Linked DNA regions of Homo sapiens: region 2 is linked to region 1. Evidence: chromatin contacts called from ENCODE Hi-C or POLR2A ChIA-PET data. All regions are on one chromosome and are shown on one strand. Each heading gives the region's core, a stretch centred on a gene start or an enhancer-like site at or near the end of the contact. The rest is flanking DNA. Distances are from core to core; before and after follow the strand shown.

Region 1 (2,837 bases), core at 238-2,737:
GCCTACAGCTAAATAGATGAGCATGTTGATGTTGATCATTCTTATAACATAAAAGCAAATGACTATTCTTGGGTGGTTGGGTTGCATTTTTGGTTTTCATTGTGACTGTTGGTAGTGTTGTAATGCTTTTAGGACTTTTAGACATTGCATCTGGTCATTTCTGCTCTTCGGTTGAGTACCCCAAAAATCCAAGAATTGGAGGAGCCCAGTGACATGTTTTCAAAAACCTAAATGTCTCTAGGGAAAATGACTCCCTATAAAGTTAAACATAATGCATATCTTTAAAGTGTCAGTATATTTAATGGATTATGTATCTTCAACTCAGTTATTTTACTAGACTAGGTAGTTTCTTTTAACTTTATAGAGTATAAATTGGCTTACTAAGGGCAGATTTCCACTGACAATCAAAATTTAAAAATTTCCTTCCATTCCAAATTTAGATATCTGGTTAGATTTTTAGCAGTGTGCAGTTGATTCTAGTCATCTTGATAATGATGACTAGAATCTTGATAATGACTAACCTAGTAGTTAGGTATAGGTAGACTCAGCTAAAATGGGTACTTGGAAGCAAGATGAGGCCACTCTGGTATTTGTATCCTTTATTCAGTCTGTTTCACTACCCATAGTTTAATTTTAAACACCATTTGCCAGCTGTATTCAGTTTCTATCGTGTTAGCCTGAAATGTGCTAGAGAAAATAAACTAAGACCAATAGACTTATTTTTCTGTTTGTCTTTCGACTTAACATTTTAGGATCAGACTTGGCTTGTATTCCAGACTCAGGGTGCCAGAAAAGTAAATAATACACAATAATACTTAGGCTTATCTTCAATACCCTTGTTTTGTTATGGCCAATTAGGCTAATTTTAGTGATGGTCAGAGGCTTCTAAATTGGAGGGCAGTAGTAACTCCTGTAAATACCAATTTCCAAATGGTATCTCTCTGTTCCAGCCCATCACAACAGTTTTAAAACCAGCTTTTGTTTTTGTTTTTGTTTTGTTTTGTTGCTTTTTGTTTTTTAACAGGAGAGCCAGTGTAACTCCTTCAAGACTGGAGTGACACACACTGCATCTGCATCTGCCTCATGTGAGTTCTCATTTTGGCAGCAGCACTCTGCTAGGCTGGAACCTCTGTAGAGGTTTGCCCTTTATTTTTCTAAATCTATAAATTACTACATAGTGTGTCTTGGTGGCAATGGTAAAAAGTGCATGAGAATTCCAAACTTCTCTGCAGAAAGTTTTCTGCTCATTCCAAAGGGACTTTGTCCTTTAATATGTATTCTATCTTGTATGAACAGCATCTACTCAAAACAGAGCCCACAACTTTCATCCTGAAAACATAGTTATTTTTTGAAGAACTGTTTTTTCCTTGCAGATTATGGAGTAAAGAATATCTTTAAATGCTCTCAGTAACTTCAACTTTCAAAGCGTTGGTTGTTTTCTTTATAGTCTAATTATGTAACCTGAGAACACTGTGTGCTGTCCTAGTGGCTGAAGCAGTCCTCCTTTTGGGACTCTAGCCCTTAAAATAGCTTCTTCCTTTGTCTTCCGATATTGAGTAACTAGGGGTAGGCCAGAGTACCTTCTGGGAGAAGAAATAAGCAGATATTGTGTGAAGTTATGTTTACTCTGAAGCTATTGCCTGGGTTTTGGAACCACAGAAAGTCAATTGTGAGAGTTGAGCTTGAAGCTGTGCATCATTTACTTGCCACAGTTGTGGGAGAGAAATTGAAATTAGAGCCTTTGCAGCTGTGGAGAGGCATAAAGCTCTAAGTCTGAGGAGATATATGTGGTTTCCTATAAATATCTGAGGCTGGCTTTGTAGGGCCTGGTTGATTAAAAAAGGAATTTTATTTTTTATATTTTACTTTTATTTTTAAAGGAATGGCAGTACTTAGCTTCAGGAATTTTTGCCACCAGGTCACAATAAATATGTTTATCACTGAGGGACACTTAGAATAAAACATCTAAATTCATGCTCTGTGTGGCTGCAATTCTGCGTCTCCAACCTTGGTTGTACTATATAGCAGATAATTTAATGACCAAGGAGTTTGTGTTGCTGAAATGATTATCTGGGAAAATCATTTGTGATTATCTGGGAAAACTGACATTTTCTCATAAGCTTGTAGGTCTTACTGATTAATAGAGCTTGATGAAATAGTGTTGTCAGGGTAGAACTTGGACTCTCTTTATTAAATCCATTCCCACTTGTGAGTAGAGCAGTTTATTTTGGACTAGTTGAAAAAAATTGGAGGGAGAAGTGTATGTTTCAACACCCAAGCTTAAGTTTTGATGGCTTATGTAATCTAGAAATTCACTTTTTGCAGTGGTAGTATATATACCCTATCACAAAGAGCTTTTGTTTGTTTGCTTTTTGAGATGAAGTCTCACTCTGTTGCCCAGACTGGAGTGCAGTGGTGCAGTCTTGGATCACTGCAACCTCCGCCTCCTGGGTTCAAGCATTTCTCCTGCCTCAGCCTCCTAAGTAGCTGGGACTGCAGGTGCGAGCCACCACGCCCAGCTAATTTTTGTGTTTTTAGTAGAGACGGGGTTTCGCCATATTGGCCAGGGTGGTCTCAAACTCCTGACCTCAAGTGATCCACACGCCCCGGCCTCCCAAAGTGCTGGGATTACAGGTGTAAGTGCTGGGATTACAGGTGTGAGTTACCACTCCTGGCCTTACAAAGAGCTTTTGGAGACTCAAAGAGACCTAAATTTTGGCTTCAGCTGATGTTTGTACTTGCTATATAACTTCACGTCAGCAAATGGGGAAGATATATCATATTTTTAGGAAGTACTCTGAGTTCATTGAGAAAAAGGAAATTTAAAGTATTTCCAT
Region 2 (2,837 bases), core at 107-2,606, 380 kb before region 1:
TATGGGCAGTATCTTCCCAAGGCTCACTCCCAGCTAATGACTCATGCATCAGAAATCCACAGGCTCTTAATGGCAACACACTCACACATGTGCTAACACACCGCTACACTATCTCACACACTCACACCTATACAAGCACACACACTTATATTCCCCCTGAAATCTGCCGGAATGAAGTCACTGTGAGTGGCCACTAGAATCAGGCCTTTCACAAGTTAGAACAAATATGAGGACTCTGCATAGTTGAGACTCATCCTGCTAGAGTGTGTTTGAAGTACAAGGGCCTAGCTAGGATTTACAGACGGTGGCTCCAGGGAAGCCTGGTGTGGGCAGGGGAATGGGGGAGGGGATGAGGCCCCAAAGGTAGAGCACAGCAGGGATGTCTTGAACTGCTGACCTCAGGTGATCCACCTGCCTCGGACTCCCAAAGTACTGGGATTACAGGCATGAGCCACCGCGCCTGACAAAGGGATGTCACAGGCCCCACATGGCCTAGACCTGGGGCTATGGGCAAAGCAGGGGAGAGAGGAAGACGTCAAAGGGAAGGAGGGAAGTGAAGGCCAGAGGCGGATGCTCACCTGAGTCCAGAGGCAGCCCAGGTTCTGCAGTTCAGGGCAGCGTGATCCCAGGGAGTCCCAAAGGAAGGTGAGAGGCGTCAGGGACAAAGGCAGGGAACTGAGGGTTGAGGAGCTGATGGGAGTATCAATAGGGCTGGGATAGGATGAGGTAGCCAAGGCATCCCTGGCGCAAAATTGAAGAAGGCGCCAACTCTCAAGTTCATGCAGATACCAAGCTTGCACTTGCGCGAGCCTGGGAATTAGGTCCTCTTATATTTCACGCCCTAGGCCCCTCTCTACCTTCACCCTAGTACTTCAGGGAGCTCTGTACTGGAAGAGGGGACACCACTGTTAGAGTCAACTAGGTCTCTGGCCAGGAAGGGACCTAGAGGAGGTTGGTGTGGCTGCATAGGACTCAGAGAAGTTGAGCGTGGCCCTTCTGAGGAGTCCTGTGCCCCAGCAACTCCTCCCTGGCAGGGACTTAGGGTAGACCCAGCTCAGAGGGTTAAAGAAGGCCAGCAGTCTCCTTACCCCCAGACCTTGGGCAGAACTCAGAGGCCTTCCTGCCATCCTTCCCCAAGGCAGCTCATAGGGGTGGGGTGCCTGGGTGGTGGCTCTGATCCAGAAGACCCTTCCCAGACCCATCCTGGAAGGGAAGAGGAAGAAGGAAACTGCCAGGGAGACTGGGGCTGATGAAGTCACTGTTTTGATGGCTTCAGGGGAAGCTATTAATACCCACAAGGTGATGCTCCAGCACCAGTCACCGTGGCAACACCCACACACCCAGCAGTGCAGATTCTGCGGGCAGTGCCTGAGGGGGTGGGTGTCAGTGCACACGTGTGCACTTTCGCGAACACCTGTGTCCTTGTATGTGCATGCGTAGGTGTTGTGAGTGCACACACAGGCATGCAGGAGAGGGAGGCCCCAGGCAGGGACCTGAGGAAGCTTCCTTCAACAGCAGCTCCACTCCCACCTTCCCTTCCTTCCCTGTTGCTCTCTTCTTGCTGATTTCTCTTTTTTTTTTTTTTATACAGAGTCTTGCCCAGTGGGAGCACAGTGGCACGATCTCAGCTCACTGCAATCTTGCAACCTCCACCTTCCAGGTTCAAGCAATTCTCCAACCTCAGCTTCCCGAGTAGCTGGGACTACAGGCACACACCATCATGTCCAGCTAATTTTTTTTCCTTCTTTTTTTTTTTTTTTTTTTGAGACGGAGTCTCGCTGTGTCACCCAGGCTGGAGTGCAGTGGCGCGATCTCAGCTCACTGCAAACTCCGCCCCCTGGGTTCACGCCATTCTCCTGCCTCAGCCTCCTGAGTAGCTGGGAATACAGGTGCCTGCCACTACGCCCGGCTAATTTTTTGCATATTTGGTGGAGATGGGGTTTCACCGTGTTAGCCAGGATGGTCTCAATCTCCTTACCTCGTGATCCACCCGCCTCGGCCTCCCAAAGTGCTGGGATTACAGGCATGAGCCACCGTGCCCAGCCAATTTTTGTATTTTTAATTGAGATGGGGTTTCACCGTGTTGGCCAGGTTGGTCCCTAACTCCTGACCTCAAGTGATCCGCCCGCCTCAGCCTCCCAAAGTGCTGGGATTACAGGAGTGAGCCACCGCACCTGGCCCTTGCTGGTTTCTTTCACTCTCTACCCCCTTCCCACCCCCTCTCGTCTTTCCCCCTGCCCTTCCTTCTCTGCTTCTTCCCACCCTGGTCACTTTCTCTCCTTGCAACCTCTGTTCTTCCCACCCTGGCTGTCCGCTCCTGCCTGGTTCGCCTCTCTCTACCTCCCTTCCTCTTTCTCTCTCTCCATAGCTTCCAGATCCATTCAAGTCTTGAAGAGTTACCGCGTTGATAAAATAATAGCATATTTAACTGAGAGTCTACTCCCTTCCCTGAGCCTCTGGATACTGAGTTCAGAACCAACCAGAGTGATGACCTTTCCTCAGGCAGACAAAAGTGGGGCGCCTCTAGGCCAAGCTGGACTCCCCTGAATTGAGACCACCCTAGTCAATGGCATGACACCTCCCTCCAGGCAGAGAAATTAACCTTAAAATGGGAAACAGCCACAACTATCCCTGGCTACCACAGGTAGCACCCTCCCATTCCCCAAGTCCCAGCCCATTGTTTCATTTTGTTTGGGTTTTGTTTATTTGTTTGTTTGTTTGAGACAGAGTCTAACTCTATCACCCAGGCTGGAGTGCAGTGGCATGATCTCAGCTCACTGCAACCTCTCCTCCTGGGTTCAAGCAATTCTCGTGCCTCAGCCTCCTGAGTAGCTGGG

What was found. A loop is a pair of places that touch in the nucleus more often than their neighbours do. ChIA-PET counts read pairs that join two places held with the same protein, here RNA polymerase II (POLR2A). Pooled maps may share reads with other maps.
Region 2: a loop to region 1 is called in a pooled map, with 2.5 times the contacts of the local background. The contact joins two enhancer-like sites. A Hi-C loop is called at or near these places in 2 of 50 pooled maps. POLR2A ChIA-PET finds 5 or more read pairs at or near these places in 2 of 52 experiments (HCT116 and activated T-cell).

Annotation. Positions count from the first base shown.
Region 1 is chr10:103,109,993-103,112,829 of GRCh38, reverse strand. The region is part of intron 4 of NT5C2 (5'-nucleotidase, cytosolic II); the gene reads left to right. Among named protein-coding and RNA genes, the nearest start is that of NT5C2, 82 kb to the left of the region's middle. Within about 2 kb of position 1,487, at least 3 of the 41 ENCODE cell types and tissues checked have a DNase peak (open chromatin) inside an H3K27ac peak, as active enhancers do.
Region 2 is chr10:103,489,338-103,492,174 of GRCh38, reverse strand. All of the region lies in intron 3 of NEURL1-AS1 (NEURL1 antisense RNA 1), which reads left to right. Among named protein-coding and RNA genes, the nearest start is that of NEURL1, 2.9 kb to the left of the region's middle. RefSeq lists a silencer at 1,491-1,560. Within about 2 kb of position 1,356, at least 2 of the 41 ENCODE cell types and tissues checked have a DNase peak (open chromatin) inside an H3K27ac peak, as active enhancers do.